Regions from separate parts of the Homo sapiens genome. Here regions 2, 3, 4 and 5 are each linked to region 1. A link is an interaction called in ENCODE POLR2A ChIA-PET data of the cell type or tissue named here. Cell type or tissue: MCF 10A. All regions are shown on one strand. Links, peaks and the distances in the headings refer to the core of each region. The heading gives the core; the rest is flanking DNA.

What was found. ChIA-PET counts read pairs that join two places held together with the same protein. Peaks named below come from ENCODE experiments on the same cell type or tissue, not always from the same donor. Only the 100,000 strongest peaks of a DNase experiment are listed, where the experiment ranks them.
Region 2: POLR2A ChIA-PET joins it to region 1 with 14 read pairs; 3 of 35 experiments call an interaction of 5 or more read pairs at or near these places.
Region 3: POLR2A ChIA-PET joins it to region 1 with 13 read pairs; 4 of 35 experiments call an interaction of 5 or more read pairs at or near these places.
Region 4: POLR2A ChIA-PET joins it to region 1 with 15 read pairs; 7 of 35 experiments call an interaction of 5 or more read pairs at or near these places.
Region 5: POLR2A ChIA-PET joins it to region 1 with 10 read pairs; 4 of 35 experiments call an interaction of 5 or more read pairs at or near these places.

What each region holds. Positions count from the first base shown.
Region 1 is chr6:108,586,357-108,592,774 of GRCh38, reverse strand. All of the region lies in intron 1 of FOXO3 (forkhead box O3), which reads right to left. Among named protein-coding and RNA genes, the nearest start is that of FOXO3, 29 kb to the right of the region's middle. RefSeq lists a silencer at 5,397-5,598. In MCF 10A, for the core only: no CTCF peak of the experiment used is centred there; DNase peaks (open chromatin) are centred at 3,154 and 4,844.
Region 2 is chr6:109,006,729-109,013,146 of GRCh38, reverse strand. All of the region lies in intron 1 of SESN1 (sestrin 1), which reads left to right. It also overlaps a transcript of ARMC2 not described here. Among named protein-coding and RNA genes, the nearest start is that of SESN1, 85 kb to the left of the region's middle. RefSeq lists enhancers at 3,217-3,336, 3,347-3,396 and a silencer at 3,467-3,846. In MCF 10A, for the core only: no CTCF peak of the experiment used is centred there; DNase peaks (open chromatin) are centred at 3,536 and 4,106.
Region 3 is chr6:108,686,551-108,692,968 of GRCh38, reverse strand. No RefSeq gene overlaps it. Among named protein-coding and RNA genes, the nearest start is that of LINC00222, 62 kb to the left of the region's middle. In MCF 10A, for the core only: no CTCF peak of the experiment used is centred there; DNase peaks (open chromatin) are centred at 3,038 and 3,498.
Region 4 is chr6:108,647,152-108,653,569 of GRCh38, reverse strand. All of the region lies in intron 1 of FOXO3 (forkhead box O3), which reads right to left. Among named protein-coding and RNA genes, the nearest start is that of FOXO3, 89 kb to the right of the region's middle. In MCF 10A, for the core only: no CTCF peak of the experiment used is centred there; a DNase peak (open chromatin) is centred at 2,609.
Region 5 is chr6:108,890,206-108,896,623 of GRCh38, reverse strand. It overlaps ARMC2 (armadillo repeat containing 2), which reads right to left. Exons shown (of 18, transcript NM_032131.6): 6 at 2,081-2,157. Among named protein-coding and RNA genes, the nearest start is that of ARMC2-AS1, 31 kb to the left of the region's middle. In MCF 10A, for the core only: a CTCF peak has its summit at 3,041 (motif pointing right); a DNase peak (open chromatin) is centred at 3,073.

The DNA of each region.
Region 1 (6,418 bases), core at 1,010-5,009:
CACAGCTGTGGCCGACAAATGCCAGAAGCAAAATTCATGACACTTTATTTCAGTATTCGCACAGAAGCTTGGACAGGTGTGAGGAAGCATGGTACAATGATCTGAGGAACACCCAGCCTCTTCCCACACACACTCAAGCTTCCACCACACCTCCATTCCAGAAAACCACCAGAACCCCTACTTAAAAAATAATTTGAAGTGAATTTAAAATGCATTCTTGCTTATGACTAACAAGAACTGTGAGGTTCCTGAAAGCCAAGAACTTCTATTGCTCAAATCATGGAGCTAGGAGGAAGGCAGATGAGATGCAAAGTCTCCTAAGTGATGACGAATAAAGGAGTAACTGAAGAAATGTGAACACAAAGGGCATAGCTTACAATACTGTAAAAACTGGCGTAAATGGACTATTTGGCCTTAAGTTACACAAAAAATTCCAACCACAGCCTTTTCTAACCCCTTTTTTCGGTTCAAATCAACTTTATGAGGTGTAACTTACATACAAAAAACTGCACCCATTTTAAGCATATGCTTACACGAATTTGGGCAAATATATTTACACCAGTGTAAGCACCACCACAATTAAGATATAAAACATTTCATATTTCCCTGAAAAGTTCCCTTCTGCCCTTTTGCAGTCAACCTCCTCCAATCCCCATCACCCCTGGCAATCGCTGATCTGCTTCCTGTTGCCATAAGTTAGTTTTGCCTTTTCTAGAATTCCACAGAAATGGAATCAAACAATAGTTACTCTCCTGTTCAGGCATTTTTCTCTCACAATGTTTTTGACATTCATCCATGCTATGTATCTGTGGCGTGTTCCTTCTTATTGTAGAGCAGTATTCCCTTTGTACTGACATGTCACTATTTTCCAAACTTTTTTTTTTTTTTAACTAAAAAGAGGGTGGTGCTTAGCTTTAAAACAAATACATAAAACTTCCTAAGGATACTGTAATATTTTTCTCTCAAAGTAATCAGAACTTATAAGTAACTTTGCATAAAGTACAATCCCAAAATCTCGGCTTCAGAAACACGAAGTTTTGTTTTGTGTCACCTCCCTATACAATAACTGGCTCAATCAAATGGAAAGAAAAACGATAACTTGAGATGTTTTGTTTACAGCCAGCTCAAGATGTTATTTCAAGCTGCTGAAGAACTATGAGGAAACTGTATCCAAGCAAATTTTCACGTGCTGCTTCCTGAATGCCTGACCGAAAAGTGAACTTTATTTAGGACTTCAGTTTAATTTGGGTTCCAACCCTTCTGCTTTTTCCCGATGATTTAGAATTTTGGATTTCATGCTGACTCCCAGCTACCCCACCATCAGAAGGATGTAATGAGATTTCCCTTGAGGTGGGACTGCCCTGAGTTCTGTCTGGAAAAGAAAATAAATAGACCATTTAAATTTTGTGTAACCTAACTGCCCAAATGATGCACGACTGCTAGTGTTTCCAAGGGAATACAACTTGGGAAACTCTGTTCTAACAGGTAAGAAGTATAAACCTAGTAGTTTCAGGATGGCTGGCTGTCTACAACAGGCCTGGTTATTCTCAATGTCAGTGGACCATACTTATCCCAATGTGGGGTACAAAAATGAAAATAAACAGTTTCTAAAAGGTCACCCGATAAGTCCCAGCTACACCTGAGATGTGAAATGCTGTAACACTCCTGAGCCCCCATCTCCTTACTCATGCTTCAAACAGATCTTTACAAGTCACAAGGGCAGGCAGCAACATCTTCTAAAGGATGAGGCCTACCTACATGAGAAGGCTGTTGCCTGTCTACTCTGCCTCATTAACTAGTTTGGCACTCTGAGCCCACCACCAAGTGCTGGGCCTCAGTTTCGTCTGCTGTCAGGGGAGGCAGCTGAGCTAGGATGAGCTCTAACGTTATCTCCAATCTGAAAGCTGTCATATGAGGCTCAAAAAAGCGCCACAATCCCAATACTAAAATGAGAAAAGTTGCATATTTTTAAAACCATATTTGCAAGCAAGGCATCCAAAATTCTGACAAGAACATCAGTCTCAATTCTTCATTCCTAATTCTTGGCCATTGTAAACTCTAAATAAGTACTTTTCTTTTGTCTATCCATTACTTCTTTTCTTTCCTCTAATTTGAGTACAGGTTGAGTATCCCTCATCCAAATTACCTGGAAGTGTTTCAGATTTCAGATTTCTTCAGATTTTGGAATATTTGCATATACATAATAAAATATCTTAGGGATACGACCCAGGTTTAAACAGGAAATTCACTTATGTTTCATACACACCTCATACACATAGCCTGAAGATAATTTCATTTAGTATTTTAAATAATTTCGTGCACAGAACAAAGTTTTGACTGCAACCCCTTACATGAGATTGGATGTGAAATTTCCCACTTGTAGTGTCATGTCAACGCTCAAAAAGTTTCAGATTTTGGAGCATTTTGGATTTCAAATTTTCAAATTAGGGATGCTCAATCTGTATTATTTCTCAAAAAAAGGTGGGTGCTGGGTGTGGTGGCTCACGCTTGTAGTTCCAACTACTCAGGAGGCTGAGGTGGCAGGATCCTTTGAGCCCAGGAGTTCCAGTCTGCAGTGAGCATGCCACTGCACTCCAGCCTGCATGACAGAGTAAAGCCATCTCAAAAAAAAAAAAAGATTTAAATTAAATCCTATTAATGAATTCCAGTCTTCATATTTAACTTTATACAGCTATGTACCTGTGTTTGCCTGCATACTTATGTTTAAGGTTTTTCTATTAAGACATTGCACTGAACATGATATCCTTTAAGAATAACTCTCTTAATACCCATAACGTGATCGAGGATAAAAAAGTTTCTGGAAAAAAATAGCACCTGCTCTTGCAACAGTTCATCCTGGCAGCATGCTTTTGTTTTGATTATTCATGAAATTGCAGATTCACTCTTTAGCTTGACTAACATTCAGTAGGAAATAGTTGTGTGTTTTTAACATACTTACAATTGGAAGGCTCTATCTTAGAATCAGCAAAAGGCAACACTGTGTAATCCAAAAGTCCCCTAAATTTCCCATAAGGATCTGAAGAAGGCATTGGTTTCTTCAGAGACATCAGTCACAGGAACTCACATGAACAGCCAGTCACCCCTGCCTAACTCCTCCTCCTGCTCTTAATGGCAACTAAAGCTAAGGTTCCACCCCTGGGCTAGGCTGCAGGGGAGTGGACCTGCAAGTCTGCACTGGAAACCCGGAAAAGGCTGCCTGACTGGGGAATAATGCATGCACTCTAAGAACAAAAGCCTGCCTTAAACGAAGAACTTTCCAAGACAGTCAGGAATGGCAGGGCTGAGAGAATGCTGGCAGGAGTGTTTGTGCAAGCACACAGTCCTTCTTAGTACTGAATGTCCCCAGCACTTGGAGAGGAAGTAAACAAAGATTCGGGTTGTGCTTGTGTCTGTGTAGCCCAGGGCAGCCAAGGCCTGGCCCGGTCAAGACTCCCAGCTCCGGGGCAGGGGGTGCTTATGTCACAGAGCTCCAAAATGTGGGCTGCGTGTGCCCAGGAAAAATTATAAAGGCCAGTTTAAATACAGCCTATATTTCTCTCTACCACTTAGATTTTTTCTTTATTTTCAAAAACAATAATTTTCTGAAGTTAAGTAAAACTGGAACATGGAAAACAACTACTTGCGAAACAGTCCACAGGACTCCATGACAGCCTCCATTCTCCTCCTTAAGACGGATTTGCATCAAACTTCTCCATCACACTGGACCAAACACACTCTATTTTGTCTTAGGAAACCCTGAGGAACATGAATTTTTAAATGCTATACTGCAGAACCCATGCTTACCTAATAAATACTGAAGAACTAAGGTCATTACCTTCCATCAAAAAGTGTAAGTATTCCTTCAAGCCTTTCCATATTCCAGTTGCTTGAGAACAAACCATGTGGAGTTTTGTGGGTTTTTTGTCTAGTTGCAGAAAATAATCCCAGCACAGCAGAAAGCATGCTAAAGCTCTAGCATCCTGTTGAGGCTTGGAGTGAGAGGGCAAGGCCCAGTCAAGCTGTATTTTCTGTTTCTCCAGCCTACTATATTCTAGGAGGCCCAGCCCATTGTTTCCCAGTCAGCGAGGCACTGCAGCTTGACTCACCACAAAAACAGTTTAGTGTGTCTTGATATTTTAACTTTCTTCTTAACCTCTGCCTTTTGGGGAGTGAGAAGGAATCTAGGGGATATAAGGCAGAAGCAGTAGACCAGAGGAAGAAGGGAAGACCATGGTCTGTGTGTCTGCACGCATATCTCACTTTAAATAACAAATGCATTCTTTATAATTTTATAACTACAGTTGAATTTCTGAAATAGTATAACATTAATTAAAAGTTTTAAAATGTAAAAGCTCATTAAACAAATGTAATTGTGCAACTGCCTCCATTTACCTTTTTTAAGTCTTGATTTTTCATACAGTTTAGCTTTGAGAAAAAAAAAATACAACATCCAGTCAATGGTCTATGCAAATCAATCAGAAAACTAGCAAAAGGAACAAGCCCAAATGCAGAGAAAAACAAAAATTGAATTTTTCAATATACTGAATAGTTCAAAATAATTAAAAAACAACACACACTTTATGTACCTTTCTTGAACTTATCAACTTAAAGATGATAAAACACATTCGTAAATGAGATCATAAGCAATGCAACTGTTAGCAGATTATCACAGAACTTAGAGCTGTTAACTTAAAGTTGCCTTTGAAATTATGTTCATTTTTAGATGGAAGCTTACACTTAGGAAGCACGTTCCTTTTGCCTGACTGCAAACAGTGGGTATTAGGAAGGACGCTACACAGACAAGAAGCTAGAGGAGGAGGGAGGATGGGGGAGCCCTTCTCTAGTGCATGTCCCAGTTTGGAAACATGGGTCTGAGTCATCTCAAAGCGAAAGAATCCTTAAGTTTTCTATAAAAATATTTATGTGTGTCCTATGGCTGACTTAACACAATACAGGTGGGCAAAAGAAAAGTTCCAGGTTCCAGAACCAAATGTACCATCAGGGAAGTCAAGTAAGTACAGATAACCTCTGTGAGAAAAATTAAACATTTTGCCAAGGGTTTCTGATGACAATGCAAAAGCAGGAGAGTACATTGTACTTTAAACAATGCCTTGTCTGTTTGCAGGAACACAGACTGGTCTAAAACGAAGGGGAGAAAAAACAAGGCCAACACTGAGCCGGGGCTCTCACTTCAAAAGCAAGCCGTAGAACAAGTGTGTGGGGCGTGTGTGTGTGTATTTGTGTGTGCACACATACACATATATATATTTTTGCATGAATTTGCATAATACATGTGCCACAGGTGGGCACACAAAATTTCCACTGGCTGCCTGACACCTATTCCCATCAATCCCCCTAGCTGATGCTCCTCAACGAAACCACCTTACTCCCTTGAGCAATTTGGGACCGATTCTTCCCTAGAGAGCAGCAGGACCCCTTCATCTGTCACACAGAGGCTTCTCCCAGCCCTGAGCTCTTGTGAGCAACAGAGACCCTGGTAGAGGTGAGAAAACTAGGAAATGGAGTGAGCAGGCTGGGTTTATATTCACTCTGTCACTCAGAAGCTGGGTGAGCTTGGTCAACTTGGTCCACCAAATACCAACTGAACCAGTCATGGGCCAGACCCAGCTGTTAGCCTCAGTTTCTTCAGAAATTAAAAACGAATAGGCTGGGCATGGTGGCTCACACCTTTGAGAGGCACTTTGAGAGGCCAAGGTGAGAGGATTGCTTGAGCCCAGGAGTTCAAGACCAGTCTAGGCAACACAGCAAGGCCTCATCTCTACTAAAATAATAATAATAATAATAATAATAATAATAATAATAATAATAATAATAATATTTACGTTCAGGTTTATAGTGAGAATGGTGCTCAATAAATGTTAATGTAATTTCCTCACCAACTCCCATTCCCTGATGCCCTGCTTCATGAGAACAAGAGTCTTGTCTCATGCCCAGAATCACACTGGAGGGTCGAGTACACCAATACACTGCTGTTGGGGACCAACTACATACCAGCCCCCTGGTCTTCCCCTCAACCATCCCCTTCTGCTACGTCCCTGCCACTTCTCAGTATTGACAATTTCTTATGCCAGGGTTTTTGTCTTCTGCCCTTCTCTTCTGCTTCCTCAGTTTTCCTACCTGTCCAGGGTTTCCTCCCATAGGGTCCTCCAAGAACCTTCCCAAAGAAACTGATCCATACTGCTTCATCTGTAAATCCTAGTCACTCCTAAGTTTGGAGCCATTCATACTCAGTCTAGCTCATGTTACGTCAAAAAAATATTCACAAGGCCAGATAGATGAACATAGATACATCACTGAGGAAGGTACACTGAAACTAATGGACTGGCTCATTACCTCAGAGAACCAAGTTTCAAGCAGGAGAATGTCGTTTATTAGATCAGTGTTCTCTTTATGATGT
Region 2 (6,418 bases), core at 1,595-5,594, 420 kb before region 1:
ATGAAGCTTAACACTCCCTCATTACTGCTTATCTTTTTTTTTTTTTCCCTGTTGCCAGGCTAGAGTGCAATGGTGCGATCTTGGCTCATCGCAACCTCTGCCTCCCGGGTTCAAGCAATTCTCCTGCCCCAGCCTCCAGAGTAGCTGGGACTACAGGCGCACACCACCACGCCCAGCTAATTTTTTTGTATTTTCAGTAGAGACGGGGTTTCACCATGTTGGCCAGGATGGTTTCGAGCTCCTGACCTTGTGATCCGCCCTGCCTCGGCCTCCCAAAGTGCTGGAATTACAGGCGTAAGCCACCACGCCCGGCCTACTGCTTATCTTTTACCTAAACTCCTTCCGTTACTCTCCTTACCCTCTTTTCCAGACCCATTGAGCTTCCTGTATTCTGCTTCCCTAATGGATCACTCTTTCCTTTTTCTGGGCCTCTGCATATGCTAGATCTTTTACTTAGAACTCTGTGTCTATTCTCCCAAACTCTCCCCCAAATTTTCTTTCCAAGGCCTCTCTACTAATACTCTAAGCTGTAGCTCAGGTGTCTTTTTCCTTCAGGAAGCCTATCTTGAACCACCATTCCAAGTGCAGAGTCCCCTAATATTTCATAGTTCTCTGTTAAAATCAAGTCATTTGACACCACTCTGCTTTTACATAGATTATCAGCTTGCTCTTCAGAAAAATAAGGCTGAGTGCATTACTGCTAAGGACAGATGTAGAGGCAATGAACCTCACTTTGATACAGTTGAGTAAGTTGACCAAAATCTTTTTAAAAGAAAGGAAATATTTCAGAATTACTATTACTTCTTGGATTAAATGTCAGGATTCTTCCTGAGCCAAGTTCGTACCACTGCACTCCAGCCTGGGCGACAGAGCGAGACTCCGTCTCAAAAAAAAAAAAAAAAGAAATATCAAAATTAAATGTTTAAATAGCAGACTTTGTAAGGTAGCTCTGGCCTGTACTGACAACCTGTGGTAAATATCAAAAACACAGCCCTTTGTAATCACTGTTCTGTGTTCAGGATGTTCATCTTTTCAGCAGATGTTTATCGCATGCCTGTATGTGCTCAGCCCTAGAGGTTGAGAGGAGCAGCACCTTCAGAACATCAGGCCTACCTTCGAAATCCTTGGAAAATACTTTTTATTGAATTGTTTGAAACAAAACATTTCAAAAGTTAAATCTGCACAATGATAGATGCAGGTTAATTAATACATTTATTGGGCTGGGTGTGGTGGCTCACACCTGTAATCCCAGCACTTTGGGAGGCAAAGGCGGGAAAATTGCTTGAGTCCAGGAATTTGAGACCAGCCTAGACAACATAATGAGACCCTATCTCTACAAAAAATTTAAAAAGTAGCCGGGTGTGGTGGCCTCTGCCTGTAGTGCCAGCTACTCAGGAGGCTGAGGTGGGAGGATCACTTGAGCCCTGGAGGTCAAGGCTGCAGTGAACTGTGATAATGCCACTGCACTCATCCTGGCTGACAGAGCGAGACTCTGTCTCAAAAAAAAAAAAAAAGAAAAAAAATTTTAAAAATACATTTGTTGGAACTCTTGGTTACTGTAAATTTATTTGGAGGCAACCTTTTTATGTTGGAGAATAGAGTGACTAATTCACTCTAGTGCTCTATAGCAGAGAACAAGAAATTAGTACTCTTTGAGGAATTTAGGTCAGTCTTTATAGAGACCATAAAGGAATCTTGACATTTAATGGCTTGAAGGTTCTCCATAAACCACTAAATTAGAATATTAAATTAAAATTATTTTTCTTTTCACATAAGGCAGCATTAAATAATAATTTGAAACTATCTGGGGGAAAAAGGAATCCTAATTGGAGCTTCCTATACAATTTCAGTATATCTGAAATATTTCTTCAATAAATATTTATCAAGCACTAAGTATCAGCCTACTATATGCATGCAGTTAGCAGTTTTCACTTGCATTTACTTATTTTAAGCCACTTTTGATTTAACTGAATGCATGCTTTTCCCTTGCCTCTCATTAGAAAATGGAAAGATAAGCATTCTTCATTTTACAAATGTCATAACTAAGATTATGCCCTACTAGACAACTAAAACTGTGATTCCTTCAGAAATAAAATCATACCTCAACTCTTCTAGAACCAGAGTCATCATTTTTCACATACTTCTACCTAACTAGCTTTTGCAGCTCACAATCCCATACATCAAGTGCATTTATGTGTCCAACTCATTCATTTACAACCAGTTTATCTTGCAGGGTATGTCATATTGCTGCAAATTGCATGATGTACTGGGTTTGTTTTGTTTTTGTATTTGCTTACGGCTGAGTGGGCATTTGATTGTACTGTTTGTTTTTGTGGCTGTGCTCAGTGGATGAGAGCTTGGAAGCCTCTGTAGCCTTTTCTTCTATATCGACATTAACTCAATATTGCTTCTTTTGACCAGTAAAAAATATTTTGGGTGCATTAGCTATTTTTTAAAAGCAGTATAGAGAACATATATCATTTATCTTATTTATTAGGAGATAAATAAAAAGTAACCATTTTGACATGCCACTTTAAACATGATAGTTGAAGAGCTAAAAGAGTAACTTAGTTTTCACTGAGACACGGTAGCGTCACTTCTAAGACTGAAACTTATTTTCATTTATGAGTCCTGTTCTGTGGCCATAACTACTGCTATAAATTCCACTTGTTTCCTTGTCAGAATGTTCCAACTTTTTTTGTTTTTTAACCTGAGCACTTAAGCTTTGAAAACAGCATAAACATGCAAAAAGAGATCTAATTTAGGAATTTGTTTCTTTTAAAGAGAGAGAATAGAGTTATGTAAAGAAATAGTACTGACACAGGACTGGAGGGATCTGGGTTCTGGGCCCAACAATGTCAGTTGTTTTTCTCCTTTGTAACCTGTATTTTCCCAAGTTCCTCATCCGATTTCAGAGATTGAAATTCTGTCTTTATAACCCAGGGAGGGCGCTTATGAAGGAATATTAGAAATTGTAAAGCCTTCGAATATACTTGAGAGGAAAAAAGACGATTCAGAGATAGGCTACCAAGGTTTATTATCTGTGTAGGGGAGTGATATTTATAGCTTTTACGTAGCTTAGCAAAATGAATTTTGCATTGATTATAGGCCAAAGTCCTGCATTCTGCTGCCGATTCAGCGTCGTTTGGGCATTATGGGAAAGGAAGAAGGGAAATTTCAATAGTTTATCGAATTTAGAGAACTTCATTACTCCTGGTGCTGTCAGAATCAGTCTCGAGGTTGGCTGCTGTTTGGTTCTAGGTAAATGGCCGAGCAGGGGTGTAGGGGGCAGATTCCCCTGTCCCTGAAGCCCGAAGACTCGTGCTGCACCTTCCTGACAGTGCACGCTCACCTCGCGGCCCTCCAGAGCCCATTCCGTACCTGAGAATTAGCTGTTCGTGGGGAACCTGGGCCCCCAAGGTGATTTTTCACCTCGCCGCGTCAGACCGCCAGTTCCCAGCCTCCGCGCCGGAGGGGCGGTGCTTTGCGGGGACGCGAGCCCGCATTGGCTTGCGTGGCCGCCAGGGCGGTGAAATGACGGGCGCGGGGCGGGGCCGCGCGGCTTGTTTGTCGGCGCCGCCCCGCCCCCCCGCCGTCCGTGCTGACTGAGGCGCTGCAGCCAGGAGCCGCGGCCGGCTGCCCAGCGCTCGCCGCCTCCGCGCGTCCGCAGCCGTCCCCGCGCCGACATGCGCTTGGCCGCCGCCGCGAACGAGGCGTACACGGCCCCTTTGGCGGTCTCGGGGCTGCTGGGCTGCAAGCAGTGCGGCGGGGGCCGCGACCAGGACGAGGTACCTGGGCGAGGGGCTGAGCGGGCCGCTGGGTACCTGGGCGGGTGGGCACCCGGCCGAGCTGCCCTGTGCAACACGGAGGTCACGTTGCCTCCTCACAGTCGCTCCCGGTCAGCATCCGAAAACGCTCCCCAGATAGGGCGGGCTCCCGGGGAGCAGCGTCCCGGCCCTCCTGCGCCCCTCGGGGGAAGGGGTTGCCTGCGGTGGGTGGGAGACCTGCGCACCGTGAGTCGTCCCTGGGCAGAAAATGCTAAGCTGGGAGAGACTGCGGCCGCGGTCATGTAAATGAAAGTCTCCAATACGTAAATAACATTGTCGTCTGGACAAGTCTCCACAAGTCAGAAATCCAGCAGACCTCGAGTCTTGAGGGTGAAACAGCCTGTGGATATGCCCCCTCGATTGTCTTGTCTTGTGAAAACAGATTATTTAGCCACCTTCATCCCCTTTGCCTCCTACTTAAAAGAGAGAGAAAGAAAAAAAACACATTTGACTCAGGGAAGAGATGATGTTGCCTGGAATAAGTGTGTCCTGCAAGCTCTATGACGTTATGCACAGCGTTTACTCTTGCGTATTAAGCCATCCCTTTTCTGAATTGTCCTTTAGAAAGAGGTACTTAATTGTAACATTTTGTGTTTTTTTCTAAGTGGTTGCAAATAGGAAACCATTTGAAAGTTACTAATGTAACCTTAGGTAAAACTCGAACCTTAAATTTGGATTGAAATCAGGTGCTGTCAGAGTGTTGCCTTAGTTCAAGAAATCTAAATGTGAATTATTTTTTCTGCAGCTTTACTCACTAAAATGACGTGGTTTCGTGATTTCTTTAATGGAGTCTATTATCAGTATACTATGTATATTCATAGAAACTTAAATGAAGACACTTTGTCATGAAGGTTGTAAAGCACCAAATATTTTTTTGAGATTTTAACATTTATGGACATATTAGATGTTCCTTGTTTACAGATAATAAAACAATCTTTAAAAATCTCTTACAGTATCGCTTTGGAAACTTTACCAAAAAGTGAAAACAGTATGAAAGTATTGAATTAACATTTACAGTTTCTGTTTGCGGGTCATAATAGATCTTTTCTCTTTTTGAGTAGAAGTGAGCCCCAATCATCATGCTTGAATAGATCTGTTATTTCTGCTGATGTTTGTGTGCAGAGTCCTGGTTCTTGCTCAGATCTAGAATTTCTAAAGATAGCTTTGTAAACTAAAAGATAAAGAAATAGATTTTGGCTTGCATATTGTTACAGCGCTTATGGGATTGTGTTGAGGAAACCGGGAAGCTTTGTATAGTTGTATTTCATTTTTAATACATCCCAACATGTGAGAAGATAACTTAGGAAGGAATGCTTTATAGGAAAACTATTCACTTTACAAAAAGAATAACACAATTCTTTCAAATAGCTAGCTTCCATAATGCTTTTAAATTAAACACTTTCAAGAAACGGAACTCCTGAGCAAAGTATAGGGCACAAATATGGCCTAAGTATTACAAATGCAGTAACTTAAAGTCAGTAAGTTTTTTTTCTAAAATATAGTTCATAGAAGGCAAAAAAAAAAAAAAAAAAAAGTACCTGGACTTTCAGTATTTCTGAATTACCTATTAGTATTAATGACAATATTAACATAATTGTTAGTACATTTTGCTATAGTAGGCATATTTCTAACACTTCTAGATCTCTCCATTTCTATTTAAATTTTTTGAATGTCGAAAGGCCAGCACCCAGCTATAGGCAATCTCCCAGAGAAGGGCGAGTGGGATGGGAACTTTCACTTTTTATATAACATATCTTTACCTTGTTGAAATGTTTTTCAAAAAACACATGCTGCTTTTGAATTTAAAAAATAAAATTACTGTGAATGTTGTGATAATCACAACAGTAATAGTGTAGCGAGGAAAACAAAATGATTCAAATTATTTGTGTATTTTTACTTCTCAACTAATTTTGCAGGTGGGTAGATACTGTAAGCCAACAATGCTTTCATTTTGCACTTGTCATTCATTCATTATTTCACTTAAGGATATTGATACAGATGCATAAATGTATCTCACAAATTTGAAACATCTGACTGGAACAGTACTTTTCAGTACACAAACATTGATTCATACAGTGATACAATAAAAACATAGTCTTTCTGTGGTACTACTGTCAACATTCACTACGAATTTTCACTCTGAAAATTAGTGTTTTGCATTATACATTGAGGAAACATCAGAAGTAATATTGTGATGGTGGAAACTTGTTGTCTCTTTCAAAGATGGTTATTAGGTTGTTGAGGGGAAAAGATTGTTCTCATGTTAATCTTCCAGCCACACCTTCACAGAGAGCCTGTGAGGTTAGTGCTGTGATTAGTATCTACATCTGCTTTTCAACAAGGCCATTTGTTGGTGGCAGTTCTGTCTCCTAGAATCTGGATTGGCCAAAATTTGTTCAAAGTCTGTAGTTAAGTTTCTTACAGCTACAGATGAAGGAATAATTGAATTAACCTAAATAGGAAGCTATGAAATGTATTTAGTTTGGCTTATGATCACCCCATTGAACACCCGCAGTGCCTTTTTTGATCAGCATCTACTAGAAAAGAGTTGTAACCAATTTAACATGTGACCAAGAAGTGTTTCAAAAGTG
Region 3 (6,418 bases), core at 1,675-5,674, 100 kb before region 1:
GGTGGGCTGTGTTCCTTCTGGAGGCTCCAGGCGTTCTAGGCTCTGTGTTCCTTCTGGAGGCTCACCTAGGGGATCACACGGGAGCATGCCCTGGAAGTATCTAGTAGCGTCTGTGCCACAGATACTTCCGGGGCATGCTCCCGTGTGATCCCCTAGGTGAGCAGCCGTTTCCTTGCATTTTCCCCCTTCTAGAGGCCGCCCTCCCTCCATGACGTGTGGCCCTCCCTCCGTCTTCAAGGCCGGCAGTGGCTGTTTGAGCTTCTGTGACCATGCCATGTCTCTGGTTCTGACTCTTCTGCCTCCCTCTCCCCCATCTAAGGACCTCTGTGATTACACCGGGCCCACCTACATAATCTCCTTATTTTTCACAAGTGTCTGTTGATTAGCAATTTCAACTCCTCCTTGCTATGCAGCCCAACACATTCACAGGCTCCGGGGACTAGGATATGGACATCCTTGCAGGGTGGGGGCATTATTCTGCCTACACGGGGGATATTCTCAAATGGATGGGCATTTTTACCTTTGACCCTCAGGGATTCCAAAACTTGAGTGTACTTCAGAATCATGGGAGACAGTGTTTGAAAAGGCAGAATTTTAGGCCCTGTCAGATTCAGACTCAGTACTTCTAGGATGGGCCCAAGGAATCTGAATTTTTAACAAGCTCCCTCAGGCTTTCCTGATACACATGATCTAAAGACCACATTTTGAAAAATCTGCTTTCCTTTGGCTTTGGATAGGGCATAGTGGCTACATTTTAGAAACCTAATTACAAAATCTATGGTCTATAATTTATTGAGCAATTCCAATGTCCTAATAAATATAGCTAAGCTTATCAAGCACTTGCTATGTGCCAGATTCTGCCTCAAGGGCTGTCCATGCATCATCTCACTTAATCCTCTCAATAACACAACAAGGTAGGGTTATTATTGTCCCTATTTTGCAGATAAGAAAACAGAAACTCAAGGGGTTAGGTAACTTACCTGCGGTTGCACAGGCAAAGTCAGAAAGAAGCCTATCCATCACCTTCCTTTTCTTTTTCTAAAGCTTGAGTTTAACCATTAATTCTAGCACAGTGCTGGCACACAGTAGACCCTCAATAAATACATGTTGAATTACAGGGTGAATAAACAGATAGGGGCTTTGCATGCACTAATTCTAATCCTCAAGGGAGATACTATCATTATCCTCTATGAAACATCAAGGACCCCGAAACTCAGAGAGATAAGACCCTATAACTACGTCTTAGCATATGTCTAAAGTCCATATGCTTCTTACCATATCAGGGGGGCTACAAGCCACAATCCACATGCCCTCTCAAAAGATTGCTTTTTCACTGTGCATTTATACTATACAAAAAACTTCAATTGCTTTGAGTTCTGCACTTAACAACTGGCTTCCATCAAAAAGAACCTAATTGTACTAAATCAGGCCAAGTGGTGGCTCCACCACTCAGGGAAGATGTTTTTACTCCCCCAGAGGTGGAGCAAGCCCTGGGCATGGCCAAGCTGAGGAGGGGTGGCTTGAACCTTTACACTCAGGGAGGCACAAGCATAGCAATTAAGCTTCAGACCACCCTGGTAGGTTCTTAATTAAACTCTTATCCAAACACCTGGGAGGGCCACAACAGTGCCCTGGGCAGGAGGGGTTTGCTGTGGAAATGCCATCTGCACTGATCAAGAGACGGCAACATCAGAGGCCTCCTCTCCTCTCCCCTCCCCTCCCCTCCCCTCCCCTCCTCTCTCTCTCTCTCTCTCTCTCTCTCTCTCTCTCTCGCTCTCACACACACACATACACACACCCCAGGGGACAGTTTCCCTGCCTCACACAGGTGGATTCCAGGCTGTCACTACTTCCTGCCCCCTTCAAACTAGCAGCAAATCACTCTGGCCTCCTGTCTTCATCAGAAAGACCTTCCAGCTGGGCCACCACAGGCCCCTGTATCATTTCACTTCTTTAGGAAGAAACTGGAGAGACTCAATGTAACACCAGCGGGTTCTAGCGCAAACATCTGTGTAGGGTGCACCACCTCCTCTGAAATGCTGTTTTCTCTCCAATCCCTTGCCACACCCATCCTCCCCACTCCTCCTCCATCTCCAAGTCCTCTTCCTCTTTTCCATCCTTTCCCCTTTCTCCATTTCTTTCCCTATCCTATCAGATGCATCCTCTACCCTAACTCTCCCAACAGGGTTCCATGGCCATAAGTGTCAGCTTTGGAGGCCTGGGGCAGGCTGAAGGGCAGGTTACAGCAAGTAACAATGAACCTTTGAGTCCACTTTGGATCCGAGTTTCCCCTCTGGAAAATGAATATATTCACATTTGCCAACTTACTGACTCAAAGCAGTGTCTGTGGTTCTGTTTCTGTTTCTTGCTTTGTAGTTCGTAAAGTGTGTGCTCCCTTTCTGGGCTCATGCATCATGACCCCTTAAAAAGTATGGAATGTTCATGAAGTGGACCAGGGAGAGGGAAATGACTCACTCAAGGACACACAGCTTTCAGTGGCAGAGTCAGGACTAGAAACAAGTCTTCCCACCCTCTCTTGCCGTTTGAGTTCTTGGTGTTCATGACAGTGATTCTACAGGACATAGAATGGAAGCAGCTGACCATGAGCACGGTTGCTGTCAACAGGTCCTGAAGAACATCAAGGAAAATAGTAAGAGCAGAAAAACCTTACAAGTTGGTTACCTTTCATTTTTTTAATTACTTTGCAATCTAATTATACTGATGAGGTTCATTAATGTCAGATTAATTTTGTATGTTTTACAAGACTAAAAAAAAAAACAACCCATGGAGTGTGGGCCAATGAGATGTGTTTAAAGAGAAGAGGACGTTGATGAAGGGCTTGCTCCTGACCTGCTTGAAGTATGCTACAGATACTTCCGGGGCGTGTTCTCATGGGAGCCTCCCAACCCTGCAAGACAGGCAGCCCTGTTTCCATTTCATAAACGAGAAGACAGAGGCCCAGAGAAGGCAACTGACTCACATGTCACCATTCTACTAATGCACTGCAGGGCTGGGTTCAAATTGAGGTCTGTCCCATTCCCAAGTTGAGTCTCCTTTCCCCGCTCCATGGCACTGCTCCCCACAGAGACGTAAAGAGTGTCTTCTGTGACATAGCTTCCTCTTCTGTAACAGTCTGCCTTCTGGCTTCTGTGTGCACTAATGAGAGTGAGCCCTCCAACCAGGTGTCAACCTGCACAGTGGGGCAGTGGGCGGGTGGCGTGAGCGCTTCTCCTTTGGAGAAGCAAGTTCTCCCACTTGGGAGGAGGAGCCAATCAGACCCTTGAGGCCCCCCACTATAGGAACAGCTCTGCTCTGAAAGCTGGCACAGGCTCACCCAGGGGCACCCGAGGGCCAGGGCCTGGCACAGGAGGAGGGCTGCTCTCCCATGCCCGGCTGGGCTGTCCTCCAGCAGGTTGTGCAATCTCGCTATGAATAGGTCTGGGTGTGTGGTTTGGGGCCAAGAAGACCAGACTTGTTTCCTTCGGGGTGACAGCTCCCCTCTGGAATTGTGGGAGGTGAAGGAGCGCAGCTGTGAGGTCAGGCTTCTGACCCTGAAGCTGGGCGGTCCAAGCTGGTGGTGTGAGGGGTGGAGTCTGTGGCCAGACTGGATGGACAAGTTGTTGGCATGACTCTTCTGTGTGTGGAAATCACCTGAGGCCTTCTGCCTCCCCAAACCTCCTGAGCCTCCCTCCCATCCTCCACCCCTCCTTCTCAGCAGTTCAGGCCCTCCTTACCTTAGGAACAGGCTTAAAACAAAAAAGTTTGGAGGGAGAGAGGAAAAACAGATTTGCAATTTTATTTCATTTGCAAGGAAAAAGCCTGGTCTGATTCCTAAGCCTGGGCTCTTCATTAAAAAAAAATTTTTTTTAGACACCGGGTCTTGCTCTGTTGTCCAGGCTGGAGTGCAGCAGCGTGATCATAGCTCACTGTAAGTCCTGGCCTCAAGCTATCCTCCCACTGGGCCTCCCAAAGAGCTGGGATTACAAAGGTGAGCCACTGTGCTACAACTGCATTTTTAAAATATCAAAAATATGAGATTTTCCTACATGATTGGTGTGAGTGGTGAACTGGCACACTGGAGGACAATTTGGTCAACCTTGATCAAATGTATATACCCTTTGTGACAGATGCACCAAAATCTCAGAAATCACCACTAAAGAACTTCATGTAACCAAAAACCACCTGTTCCCCAAAAACGACTGAAATAAAGTTTTAAAAATGTATATACCCTTTGACCCAGCAATTCCATGTTTGGGCATTAATTCTACAAAGATTCTTGCACATGTATGAAATAACAAATGTATAAGGTTACTAGTTGTAGTGTGGCCGGTAATAGCAAACATCTGCAAACAATCCAATGTCCAGTATCTATCAACAGGGGACTACTGGTTAAATCAATTATGACAAATTAATACAATGGAATACTATGTAACTATAAAAAGAATGAGGAAGCTTTCTATGTATTAAAATCTCCTCCATCTTGGGGAAAATCATTTAAAAAGCAAGATGCCTGTGTATATACAGCGTGTATGATGTACATTTTGTGTAATAAGAGGGGAAAATAAGAATCTGTGTTTTTATTACTTGTAGGTACATAAGACATTCTGGAAGGAAACGTAAGGAATTCTGGGGTGGGAGGAACTAAGCAGATAAGAGGACAAAGATGGGAGGAAAACATTCCCAGTGTGTGTCTTTTCATGCTTTCTGGCTTTTGAATCGTGTGAATGCACTACCTTTCAAGATATTAATTTTAAAACAAAGTGCAACAAAATGAAAACAATTTTGTGACAAAATGCCATGACTCAATTGTCCTCCTACAATGGACATGTGTCATTTTGAGGGCATGTCCCAGCATGAGAACTCCCTTCCTACTTGGAGTTATCCACTGGGTGCACCTTAGTGGGAGGAAGAGTCCCTCCCTCCTCCCCTACTGAGGGGGCCATGTCTTCCTGATCCCTCACTGCTGGGGCTCAGGTGTAGCTCATACACTATCCAACTCTGGTGGCAATACCAAGGGCCTGAGTCCAGTAGTGAGGACCACAGAGTCCAGGACACAAGAATTATTTTTACATTTTACCTTTTAGCACTTCTCCCAGCCAGTTTTATACTACTACGTATTACTTGTATTTTGCTTTTATTCTTATATATCAACATACAAGGTTACAATATAAAAGCAATAATTACCCTTCTAAGCATGTGTCCAAAATGAGTGTTTTTTTACATATATGCATAGTTTTCATAATTATTGTTTTGATAGATGCATAATATTCCTTTCTTCTGATTAGGTACTTCCTATACTATGATATCCAAGATGTTGATAGGAGGAAGTTAAGGAAACCCAAGGTGATGGAGATACAAATTTGTAACAATACTATTCGTCAGTGAGATTCCTTCAACAGTATAGTCACCTCATCACTTCTACTTCTACTCCCCAATACCCTTCTCCCATCTTACTCCTTACTCCCTCCAGTCTGAGTCAAAGCCAGCCTCTCCCAATAGGTTTTTAGAAGCTATATTTATCTAAGTATAATACACTCCCACTTTGATAAAATGGTACACCAGGTGAAGAGTTGAAATCCAAACGCCCTTGCCTCCCTCCTCTAGACTTAACCCATTACCAAATTTATCATTTCTTCCAGATCAGAGCTTCCCAACTTGGTTGGAAAGTTGCAGGGGTGTGAGCTATGGCTCCCTTAGCCCTTAGGGCGATCTCCAGGGCCTGTGGCTGGGAGAGCTGAGTTGGTCACCTGAAACCTGAAGCAGTTTTCTCCGCCTTTCCAGTGGGGCACATAAACATCTCTCTGTGGGTGCCTGGTTGAGAGAACAGTTCTAGAATTACCATGCTTTCTCATTTCTTCATCTTCCTTCTAGAATCCATTCCTACAGTGTGCCCTGGGGCCCTTCCCAAAGGCCAGCTCTGACTAGGCCACCACCCTGCTAGTTTCCCATGCTCAATCGCAAACTCCAAGCTCCTTGGTCTCGAGTTTCCGGGCAGCCTTCTTTTCTTGCCTGACTTCTCGCCTTCTTTGAGCTCTTTAAATCCCAAACAAGCTCACCTCTCAGTTTCCTGAGCATGTTCCAATCCTTCCTGTCTTTGGAATTCATCACTTCAGCCAGAAAGCCTGATTCATTTCTGCCTTTTAGCTCAAATGTTAACTTCCTCTGTCCCTCCATCCTATCCTTAGCAGCATTCAAGGGACTCAGGTGCTCAAGTTCATGCCAACAGGCCTACACACTTCAGCTCAGCCCCTTCAACTCATCTCACCAACACAAGCACAGCGCCTGGCACACACGAGTGCTGGTGGAGGAATGATCATAGGATGCACAGAAGAGATCCTGTGCCAATACTAGCAGGGCATTGGGATTTCTCCTCCCAAAGTGTGAGTGGAGATGTTTGTCATGTGTTTCTAGCAAGTCC
Region 4 (6,418 bases), core at 890-4,889, 61 kb before region 1:
AGCCCCAACTTCACAGTCGCAGACCCTGAGGACCAAAGAGGCACAGTGCCACACCTGAATCCAATCAGCTCCTAAGTGTCAACAGAGCAGAGACAGACTCACACCACCTGGCCTTGAGGTGTAACCCACCACCCAGAAAGAGAACATTAGTACCAATGTCTGGATTAGCACACTAATAGCAAAGATAAAATGCAGGGTGCAGTCTGGCTCTTTAAACCAGATACCATGTTTTACTATAGCTTTAGCACCCGGCAGAGGGCCTGGTACATAGTAGGGGGTCAAAAAATTGTATCTGTTTAACCATTGAATTAATGGGAAGGGGGCAGGAGCCACAAAATAGACCTGAATTATACTTTAACATGAGATGTGATAAAACATTGAGACCAAAGAATGTCCTACATGAGTGAAGATGGAAGTAAGCTTCCACTGCAAAATGTGAAGTAGCATCTAGGTTGTTCTCAGGTTGAAAAGTCTCATCACTGGTATTAACTTCAATTAAACAGCCCAATTTCCAAAAACCTGAAAATATATACCAACAAGTAGGCTTTAAGGTCTCTAGAATAAGAGATGGAAAGAAGGGCAAACTGATAGGGTGTGTGCTACTCGGTGGAGCAAGGCCTTAGCAGGCATTTCAGGTCCATCCAGGGTGAAGAGCCGGCTCTCCACCTGTCATGGGATGCCATGGGGCCCCCATTACTTGGTAATTCAGTTGGCTCAGAGTCCCAGGCACACTCAAAACCACAAATAACACATTCTGGTTCTAAAGTCTCCTCTACACAAGCACCTAGGTAACAAGAGAAATCCCAAATCAAGTCTACTTCACCTACAATCTGAAGGAAATTCATGTATGTGGTGCCTACCAGGGCCAATGCTCTGTGCTTGACAAATTTGATCTCATTTTATTTTCTAAACAAGCCTGTCAGGAGGAAACTGAGGTGCAGAAAGGTTAAGCAATTTGTCTAGTGGGTGGTGGTGCTAGAAATCAAGCCTGAGGCTAACTTCAAAAGTGAAGCTCTCACCACTGCACTGTGTATTTCCTTCTGAAGTCACCAAACTGACCAAGGAGGGAGGCACCACTAACAAGTGACCAAGGAATAAGAAGCTTTAAAGACTACAAAATCTGTGTGATTCAATTAAATGTTCAGCATGTGGTCCCTAGGCTTATGAAAGGGATGGAAAATGTGGAAAAATGATAAGCCATGAAGCAAGCCTTGTTGGAGCCACATCTGCCCATCTGCTAACACTAATTTTTTAGAAATGACACCTTTTCTCAGACAGACCTCAAAGGGACACTACTATCATGTCCTAACCTGAACTGGGATCACTATTTTGGGGAATGCCCAAATATTACTATAGCCATAAACTGAACTTCTACATATCCAGGCTTTCCTTGGTGGCACGTCTGGAGGCTTCTGTGTTCTGGGAGAATTAGCCTGTGACTACGTCAAGCCAATATCACCTGGCTGTCCCTGGCAGGCCTATTCAGGCCCTAAAACAGCTGGCACCACGTTACGGATCCTCAAGCCAGAAACATCAAGCAAATGTCTGCTAGTGCCTGGCCCTTGCTATTATGAGGCTTAATCTGAAACAGGGACTCAGCTCTATACTATTTAAAACATGTAATTAGTTTATTATTGAGCCAGAAAAGATGAGCTTGCTCTAAAACTATGTGAATCTTAAAATATGATGCCTTTTGCCTGCCAACTGACGACGTGATCAGGATACTTCTGTTTAACCTCAATCAAAAACTCTGGTAGAAAACTGCTTTAAGGTTACATATGCCTACTATTTTATTATTTGTCTTCTGGCATCAAAACCTGCAGAAACAAATCACTGACAATGCAAGCACATTACAGGGATGGATGTGGAGGTGCTGAGTGGGTGAGTTAAACAGCTTGAGAGTTTGACATCTGAAATCCAGGAAAACTGCTTTTCTGTTCTTAGTTTACAATCCCTTCCTTCACATGAAATTTACTGGCTTTAGCGTCACACATACAAACACAACTGCTTCTAGCTCTTCAGATGTTATGGCTCAGAAAAACCGTTCCTTTTTGTCTTGTTATTTCAAGAGCAACTGATTTCTTTTTGGTAGCTCTGAAATATATGCCAGTGTGTGGGCACAGTCACACAGCTACGCACAGGCCCACACCCTGGAAAGATTGGAAGGAGTGGAGACACATTTTTCAGCTAGGAAAGGAAAAAGTTTGGGTTAGCATTTATAAAACAGACAAGTGTGCATGCATTTGGAAGCAGGCTATCTTCCAAGTGTCAATGTTAATTATCCTAATAGTCACTGTAAATCAAGGTGTTACCAGTGAAAGAAGCAGAGAAAGTAAATGCTACACACCAGAATACCCCATGTTGGCTACTGCAAACAAAACAATTGATGTATATTTTCTGTACGGAAATAAAGAGTACGATGCAGTCAATTCTGTAAAATGACTTGGGCTAATAGTATCTTCTGTCCCCTCCACACCTCACTGAAATTCAGCTCTAATGAGGAGCCTCCCGAGGGACTGCCTTCTTTAACCTATACCTCATCTGCATATTCAGTATTTCACCATAGTGGTTTTGCAAGATTTTTTTTTCTTGTTCAAAACCACAGGATGCAAAAGCGGCTGATGACCAATATAATGGTATTATGAAATGCTGACCAAGTCAACTATTTATTCCACGACACTCCTGGGTGCTAATTACACACACAGATGAGCATCAGAAAGCTCAAAAGTTCACAAAAAAAGATCAAATAAAGAAAGGACATTTCCAGTAACTAAAGAACTAGGCACTGATTGCATTTTTCTGAAAAAACATTCACTGAGCCACTCAGATACCCCTGTATTCTAACTTAAAATCTAGGGTGTTCCCAAATGTGTAAGTTAATTATTAGCACTACCCCTAAACTATGATGAATGAAGCAGACTGAATGCACATGAGATAAAATCATAGTTTTTCTAAAGGCCATAACAGAAATGCAGTATTTTATTGTAGCAGGCTCTAATCTACTTCATGTACATGCTAGGTAAACTTGAAAGCACTTAAGAAACTGGAAATACAAGCATCAGTAGTGTAATATCTATCACCCAAAGGGCAGGAGAAATAGTATTAACTGGCAAGGACAGTCATGCAAGAGACTATAAAAGCTGAACACACAGTAGAAATAGAAAATTCCTATAACTGGGTGCCTCAGGGGCTAAAAGAACGTAGGAAACAGTTCTTTTAGACCCTGCTTGTGGCTGGAGGAGACAGAAGAGTCTAAGAGGGAGGGGTCAGAATACGGTGGAGAGTTGGAGGGTGAGCCCACTCCTCAACCAGCACGTGTCCCTGTGCTCCAGGGCTCACTGGTCCCACCATATTAGCAGTCAGTGACTCTAAGGGCATTCCTGAGGATGCAGGACCCCTGACCTTATAACTACCTCCTTGGTTAAGTCTGAGTTGGCAGGGTCAGCCCTTGGATTATCTCCCCAAACTTTCTGGAACTCTTTAACTTGGTCCTCCTGAAATTTCCAGCCCTTTCCCTTTAGTCAGGTTTTTCATTTGCTAATGGGAACGATGTGTGGGCTCATAATACGATCAGGTACTAGGTCTTTCCCTAAGGATTAACAAATCATTAAATATATGGGGGCCATTGAGAGTAATCCCTTCACATCAAGACAAGGGAGGACAAATATGAAGAAACAGATGTTTCTGAGCCATTTTCAGGTTCAAAGTAACACACAACAAACGTCAAGTAACACACAACTCTCTGAGGCATTATGTGGAATGTTAGCTGTTTCTCTAGACACAAGCTCATCAGATCCTTTCAAACAGCTATAAACTAAGGAGTTTTCTGAAGAAAGACAGCTGAGTCCTGATATTAATTTGTGGATAGAAAGGGAAGTAGGGGCCAGGCACAGGGCTCACACCTGTAATCCCAGCACTTTAGGAGGCAGAGGCAGACAAACGGCTTGAGCCTGGGAAGTGGAGGTTGCCATGAGCCAAGATCATGTCACTGCATTCCAGCTTGGGCAACACAGTGAGACCCCCATCTCAAAAAAAAAAAAAAAAAAAAAAAAAAGCTGAGGGTGGTGGTGAACTAGGGATATCAGCTACTTATAAGATTAACAAATCTCCATTTGGAGAACAATTTGCCAGGGGTTTCTTGTGTTACTGAATGTCTTTGCTTTGTCAAGCAAAGTACTGACGGGTCTTTGTTCTAGACTATCTTTCAAGGTAGGACTATCTTTCATCTGCACAGTGAGCAGCCTTGAAAGGTAGTCATAGTGTCTCCCTCCAGAGCAAAGGGCAGACATACTTACTGCCTATTACAAATGATTTAAGATCCCTAAGCTCAAGGTTCCTGCACAACCCACTACATGTGCAGCCATCAACCTGGGCCTATCTATGTCACCCCTGTGGGATTCGGGGGCAAGGAAGAACCAATGCAAAATAGACTACTGCTCATGCTGGCTGCTGTGCCATGAGAGAATAACAGATCCCTTTGCCTCTGACCCAAGAGTTTGGCGTCTGGTAGGGGCAAATCTGAGACACTTGTAGTCCTTTTTTTTTTTTTTTTTTTTTTTTTAAGAGATAGGTTCCCACTCTGTTACCCAGGCTGGAACGCACTGGAGTGCAGTGGTATAACCACAGTTCACTGCAGCCTTGAGCTCCTGGGCTCAAGTGATCCTCCTACCTCAGCTTCCTGAGAAGCTGGAAACACAGGTGTGCGCCCCTACACTTCACTAATTTTTTATTTTTTTTTGTAGAGATGGGGTCTCACTATGTTTTCCAGGCTGGTCTCAAACTCCAGGCCTCAAGCGAACCTCCTACCTCAGCCTTCCAAAGTGCTGGGATTACAGGTGTGAGCCACTGTGCCTGGCCACTTTGCCATTCTTGACAGTCCACTGCTTTAGCTTGTGAACTGATTATTTCCTTAACCATGAAAGATAAAATTGGGCAATGATCATCTCTAGCCATCTTTCTTCTCTTCTCCTATGTAAAATAAGAAGGAATACAAGATAATAGGATGAGAAACAAAAAGCAAGAGAGGCAGACATACATGGCTCCAGCACTCTGAATGCTCTGACCTGGCTCTGCCAACGACCCTTAAGGCTTTACGACAATAAACCATTAATCAAAGGGAGCAGGGGTGAGAAGACCCCCAGAGAGTCATTTTCAGTGTTTCATCTACATTAGTCACCATCTTTTTCAGCTGTTACTCAATGTTGCGGTTTGCTTGTGGGAAATAGAGCTAAGTGAGCAGCAGGTTTAGGTTTATTTCTTTTTACCTTCCTCTTCCACCAATACAAGAACAGACACCTTATGTCCATTCCTACTCCCATCTCCCTGACAACTGGGCTGCCTCATCTCAAGGCAGTCCTAACAGTACTGAGTTTCTGCAGGGTCCAGACAGATTCCATTATGGAGTCCTGGGCCAGGAAACATTTCTCCTCAGTTCTTCGACTTGTCTATGGACTGCCCTCAATTTTACCTTGGCAGAGGTGCTTCCAGGTCTCTCCCCTCGCCACAGTGACTTTGCTGTTGTAAAGTGTCGTGAATGTAGACACCTAGGATTCCCTCCTCTTTCCACTTAGCTCTCCCACATAAATTTTCTTCTTTCTTCTGACAGTATTTAGTAGCTTTAGATCTCTGTGAAGGAAAATGGACTAGGCATTGCCTGTGAACCAACAGCAAACACATACGATGACATTTATAGACTCTCTCCAAGTTTCCAAAAAAAGAGTTAATTTTCTAGCTTATTAATGATGAGCCAGGAGGCTTTATCATGAAATACAGAATTTTATGACATCTCATTTGCCACAGTTTTGTAAAGAGGAAATTGGTATTTTCTTTTCCCTCCCCTTTCCTCTTGGATAACCTATTTCAATTTTGGCAAAAGGAGGGGGTATATTCACTATGGTGTTCACGGACATCTACATGTCTAGTACCTCTGAAATGATACTGGATTGTTGCCACATGGTCAAATAATGTGCTCTTTGATAATTATCAATTAGAATGCTATAAAATGGGCCAGTAGTTCCACTCTGCTCATACTGTGTGGTGTTTTGGCCACCAAACACAGGCCTTCTTTGGTTTCTCCCTACATCAATCAGAAAATTCTGTTAATTTGCTGTGATGCTATTTGTGGACATGCATGGAAAAGAATGCAGGCATCCAGGAGTAAATTAGGGTCAACTCACTCCACTTAGGCAGCAGGACACCAGCACAGCACTCCAGCTACAATAAACATTATGCAGGGACCCCAGTTTGGGCTGAGTGGCAAGGCCTGCAGAAATAAGGAACTATTAGCAACAACTTGCAAGTAATCAATTTTTAATGCTTCCAGTCTAGGGTAGCTGCCAAAGAATTTGGCCAAAGCCATCATTTTAAAAACACCAATTTAAGCTACAGTGAGGTATTCTTACTATAGTAAACAGGTTTT
Region 5 (6,418 bases), core at 1,134-5,133, 300 kb before region 1:
CTCAGAACCAAAGTTACTCAGTCACTGGTATGAGGGTTTCCTTCCAACCCTCTCCCAGGAATTTCAAAGGGCACAGTTGTGTCTGGCTACAGCCTTTCCACCTCTTCATTCACGCTGGGCCTCCTCCTGCCTCCATTTTATACACAATCCCTGAGTTACTCTAGAAAATGAAGCATGGAATCATATAATTGCTTTTTAAGATACACACAAACACACAAATAATAATAAGGTTGTTTCAATCTTGGGCAACAATCTAATATTTTAGAAAGCACTTTCATCTAGGTTCACAGTTTGCTAAATATAAACATTATGATTCAACAGGAAATTGGGTAAGTCAAGCAAAAATTTCAGCATGTTTTTGAAGATTTTGCTGTCTCAGTGGTTATAGTTGTTAACCACAGCTTTGAGTTCTGGACACAAAAACCTGACACAATGTTTGGATTGGCTGATGTTTTTAGCACGTAAATGTAAAATCCTTAGCAACTATGCTGGCTCAGAAATTAGTATATCTAAGATTTTCCTGAGTAAAGAAATTCCCAATGACACAGAAGTCATTTTATTGATAAAAAACTAAATTTTGAAGATAAGAATTTTTAAAATCTACTATTTAGTATTGTAAAATCTCATGGGTACAAAAATATATGAAGAATATAACAGACATCAGTGTACCCCACACTAGTTTGGTCAGATATTAACATTTTGCCATATTTTTATCCTTTCCCTTATTTTAAAGAAATGAAACATTACAGATATGTGGCTCCCTGCATCCATTCCCCTCCTCCTCTCCCTCTAGGGGTTACCACCATCCTAAATCCACTGGTTACTATGACTACACTTGACTTCGCATGCTTACCACATGGCTGTGTATCCATAAACAATATATGTCTTTGCTTTTGCAACTTGTTTCATCTCATATTATGTTTGTACTGAATTTACTCAATATTACAATATTACAAAAGCCCATGAGTTCACTTTTGTGACAACTATATTCTATTGCATGAATACATTTTGTATCATTTCTAGACTGTGGTTTATATTGTTATATATTTTCTCAAACACTTTAAAGGCCCAAAGGACGGTCTTAATAAAGTTAATATAGTTTCATTTAAGTGAGCAATTATCTTTTTTTTTTTTTTTTTTTGAGATGAGTCTCGCTCTGTCGCCCAGGCTGGAGTGCAGCGGCGTGGTCTAGACTCACTGCAAACTCCATCTCCTGGGTTCAAGTGATTCTGCTGCCTCAGCCTCCCAAGTAGTTGGGATTACAGGTGCCCCACTCCCTCCCACCATGCGTAGCTAATTTTTGTATTATTATTATTTTTTTTTGGTAGAGATGGGGTTTCATGATGTTGGCCAGGCTGGTCTTGAACTCCTGACCTCAAGTGATCCGCCTGCCTCAGTCTCCCAAAGTGCTGGGATTACAGGCGTGAGCCACCATGCCCAGCCAAGCAATGCCTTGAACTCAAGCTTTGAACCCAAGAACTATGTTAATGTCAAGTTTTGCAACTTTCCAAATGCTTTTACAAAATGATTTCTATAAAACCATTAAGACTGTCATCTAGGCCGGGCGTGGTGGCTCACCCCTGTAATCCCAGCACTTTGGAAGGCTGAGGCAGGCGGATCACGAGGTCAGGAGATTGAGACCATCCTGGCTAAAACAATGAAAGCTCGTCTCTACTAAAAATACAAAAAATTAGCCAGGCGTGGTGGCGGGCGCCTGTAGTCCCAGCTACTCAGGAGGCTGAGGCAGGAGAATGGCATGAACCTGGGAGGTGGAGCTTGCAGTGAGCCGAGATTGCACCACTGCACTCCAGCCTGGGCGACAGAGCAAGACTCCATCTCAAAAAAAAAAAAAAAAAAAAAAAAGACTGTCATCTATAGATGTTTGAGGCATCAGAGTTGGGTAGTGGTAAGATGGTAACATTGTATGAATATAATAAAAATGTATAAAAATAAATGTTGATTTGTGACCAAATTGGACAAACTTCCTTAAGTTTCCAGTGGCCAACATAGATATCTTCAGTGCAAACATCTTTCCTTCAAGTGGAGATGCTGTAGATGAAGGAGTGTGGGGACCCCTCACCTGCTTTGGTTTGCAGCCTGCTCAGGTCTGAGCTACTGGGGCATGATGAGGCCCTCGCATGTCTCTTCCCCTGGTCCCTAGGAGGAATACATAAAACACTCAGCGCAAACATGAAAACACTTCTAATTTTGTAAATGACAAGAGTCTGCTATATACAGTTTCTTATTTATTATTTTGAGATAGGTCTCACTCTGTCATCCAGGCTAGAGAACAGTGGTGCTGTGATCATAGCTCACTGCAGCCTCAAACTCCTTGGCACAAGTGAGCCTCCCACCCCAGGCTCCCGAGTAGCCAGAACTACAGGCACATGCCACTATGCCTGGTTATTTTTAAAAAATATTTTGTAGAGACAGGGTCTCACTATGTTGTCCAGGCTGGTGATTCCTGGTCTCAAGTGATCCTCCTGCCTCAGCCTCCCAAAATGCTAGTATTATAGGAGTGAGCCACTGTGTCCAGCCGATATACAGTTTCTGAAGAAACCATCGAGAATTGTTTAAAAGATGGGGTTTGGTGCTCTATATGTGGGTTTTTTTTGTTTTTGTTTTTGTGTTTTTGAGACGAAGTCTTGCCCTGTTGCTCAGGCTAGAGTGCAGTGGTGCGATCTCAGCTCACTGCAACCTGCCTGAGCCTCCCCAGTAGCTGGGATTACAGGCACATGCCACCATGCCCGGATAATTTTTGTATTTTTAGTAGAGACGGGGGTTTCGCCATGTTGGCCAGGCTGTTCTCAAACTCCTGACCTCAGGCGATCTGCCCGCCTCAGCCTCCCAAAGTGCTGGGATTACAGGCATGGGCCACCACCCCTGGCCTCTATATGCTGCTTTAATTTACCTTTGATTTCCCGGTAAGATTTATCTTTTTAAAACAAGTCATATTTGCCTAACAACATGAAATACAGTTACTAGAAAGAACAAAAAATCCAGTTTACTTTGCAAATCAAAACAAAATTGGTTAAGGATATATACCACAAGGGGTCACTGTTACAATAAGAAAGAACTCTGGGATGCTTGGATTACAAAAGCTTAGCCTTTGGGAGCTGGGAAAGACCTCTGTCTCTTTTTCTCTCTTCCTCCCTTCCCCGATCCCTGCAGATAAAGAAACTGTCCCAGCTGGCCAGATGTGCCCAAGGTCACACAGTAAAGACAGATTTGGAACTTAGGTCTCATAATTTACAAATTTGCTTCTCTTTCCACTACATAAAAATGTGCCCTGATTCCATTTTTAAAATTAAATTAATATTCTCTGACAATATTTATTTTTAGAAATATTTTAAACATTAAAAAACTGAAAATAAATTTGGACAGTCCCCAGATGATAAATATTTTGTATTCCAAATAAAAGAGCAGTGGCTGGCCAACAGCAGGATTACATGCTCAGGTTTTTAAAAAGTTTTATTTAATGTAGAGAACATCTCTGAAGGATACAGCTTCTCTTTAGCCAGAGCTGACACTTAGAAGTACTTACTTTTAAATATGTGCACAAAATTCCAAGGTAAAAAAACACCAGGAAAAGAAGAGTGCAAGTTTTATATCAAAATTTCTTTTTGTCCATCAAATATAATAGTTGCTCCAAAAAACTCACAAAGAAGGCTTATACATGTGATAGTCCCTGTGAACATCTGTATGTGCCCGTGGCTTCTCCTTCCTGTGTAGTGAGCCCCCCAGTGACTATGCCATGTTGCAGCTTAGCCCTTGGCCTTTCCTACCGCCCTGAAGATTAGCTTCTCCAAATACCATTTTTTACTTCATTAACATGTTCCCCCCACCTTTTTTTTTTTTTTTTTTGAGATGGAGTTTCACTCTTGTTGCCCAGGCTGGAGTGCAATGGCGTGATCTCGGCTCACCCCAACTTCCGCCTCCCAGGTCCAAGGGATTCTCCTGCCTCAGCCTCCCGAGTAGCTGGGATTACAGGCGTGTGCCACCATGCCTGGCTAATTTTGTATTTTTAGTAGAGATGGGGTTTCTCCATGTTGGTCAGGCTGGTCTCAAACTCCCAACCTCAGGTGATCCGCCTGCCTCGGCCTCCCAAAATGCTGGGATAACAGGTGTGAGCCATGGCGCCCACCAGCCACCCCATTTTTTTTTTAAACACTTAACACTTCCTTTAATCATAAAATAGGAAAAAGATGAAGTCAATTTTCCAAAAATTGTCTAATTAATATTCAGAAATAACTGCTTTATTTGTACATAATAAAAATACGATAGCAAATGTCACTAGCCAATCGAAAATGGCTACGGGGACAGGGACCTCTCAAAGAAGGCAGAAATAAAAGAATCAACCTTGCAAAAAGGTAAAATACCAAGTTTGTCAGGGTGTGGAGCCAAGGAAGTTCTCATATTTATCACTCCTAGAAATAACAAGAAGGTTTGAGACTAGGGACAAGGCCTTGCTTTCAATACATACACCTGCCCTACACAACTATTAAAATCAAGCAAGATACTTTTCAACTAATGGGCTTCCAAAGTCACTGGTCCACTCTCCCTCAAGTCATGGTCAGTGATGAGGTTGCCTACATAAATACCACACGCATGTATCCCCACTTCTAGGGGAAAAAATGAAGTGTCCTTCTTATATGCAAATGCTTAGCAGTGCTGGGTCTCCCAGTTCTCAAGCAGAGCACAGAACTAATTAACTCAAGATGGATTAAAGACTTAAACATAAGACCTAAAACCATAAAAACCCTAGAAGAAAACCTAGGCAATACCATTCAGGACATAGGCATGGGCAAAGACTTCATGACTAAAACAACAAAAGCAATGGCAACAAAAGCCAAAATTGACAAATGGGATCTAATTAAACTAAAGAGCTTCTGCACAGCAAAAGAAACTATCATCAGAGTGAACAAGCAACCTACAGAATAGGAGAAAATGTTTGCAGTCTATCCATCTGACAAAGGGCTAATATCCAGAATCTACAAAGAACTAAACAAATTTACAAGAAAAAAAAATTCCATCAAAAAGTGGATGAAGGATATGAACAGACACTTCTCAAAAGAAGACATTTATGCGGCCAACAAATATATTTTAAAAAGCTCATCATCACTGGTCATTAGAGAAATGCAAATCAAAACCACAATGAGATATCATCTCACTCCAGGTAGAATGGCAATCATTAAAAAGTCAGGAAACAGTAAATGCTGGAGAGGATGTGGAGAAATAGGAATGCTTTTACACTGTTGGTGGGAGTGTAAATTAGTTCAACCATTGTGGAAGACAGTGTGGCAATTCCTCAAGGATCTAGAACCAGAAATACCATTTGACCCAGCGATCCCATTACTGGGTATATACCCAAAGGATTATAAATCATTCTACTATAATGACACATGCACACGTATGCATATTGCAGCACTGTTCACAATAGCAAAAACTTGGAACCAACCCAAATGTCCATCAATGATAGGCTGAATAAAGAAAATGTGGCACATATACACCATGGAATAGTATGCGGCCATAAAAAAGGATGAGTTCGTGTACTTTGCAGTGACATGGATGAAGCTGGAAACCATCATTCTCAGCAAACACAAGAACAGAAAACCAAACACTGCATGTTCTCACTCATAAGTGGGAGTTGAACAATGAGAACACATGAACACAGAGAGGGGCACATCACACACTGGGGCCTGTCGGGGGGTGGGGGGCTAGGGGAGGGATAGCATTAGGAGAAATACCTAATGTAGACGATGGGCTGATGGGTGCAGCAAACCACCATGGCACATGTATACCTATGAAACTGCACTTTCTGCACATGCATCCCAGAACTTAAAATATAATTTTAAAAAAGTAACAATAATGTTAGAAATAAAAAAAGAGCACAGGACTGGTATTAAGTGCTGTTCTACGTGATCCTTACGTTGTGGTGGGTATATGTAGGTTCTGAAGCCAAGCTGCCTGAGTTTGGGTCCTGGGTCTAACTTTTATCAGCATTGTGATCTTGGGTGAACTACTTAGCTTTGGTTTCCTCATCATTAATTTTTTTTTTTAAATAGAGATGGGGAGCTTGCTATGTTGACCAGGCTGGTCTAAAATTCCTGGCCTCAAGCAATCCTCCCATCTCGGCCTCCCAAATTGCTAGGATTACAGGTGTGAGCCACTGCGCTGAGCCTGGTTTCCTCATCTTAAATTGAATGCAATGACTCTGCTTAGTACACTGACTGACACTGGAAGAACTTAATAAACAGATTAATTTTCTCTTTCCTTATGAGTCAGTAATCACTTGTCTAAGCAGTCCAGAGTCAAATCTTATTGAGCTAAAGAATGTGCATGGCATTGCCCTGATGAAGTTTAAAATCTACTCTGAGGAACTAAGAAACCACTGTTTTTTTTTTTTTTTTTTTTTTTT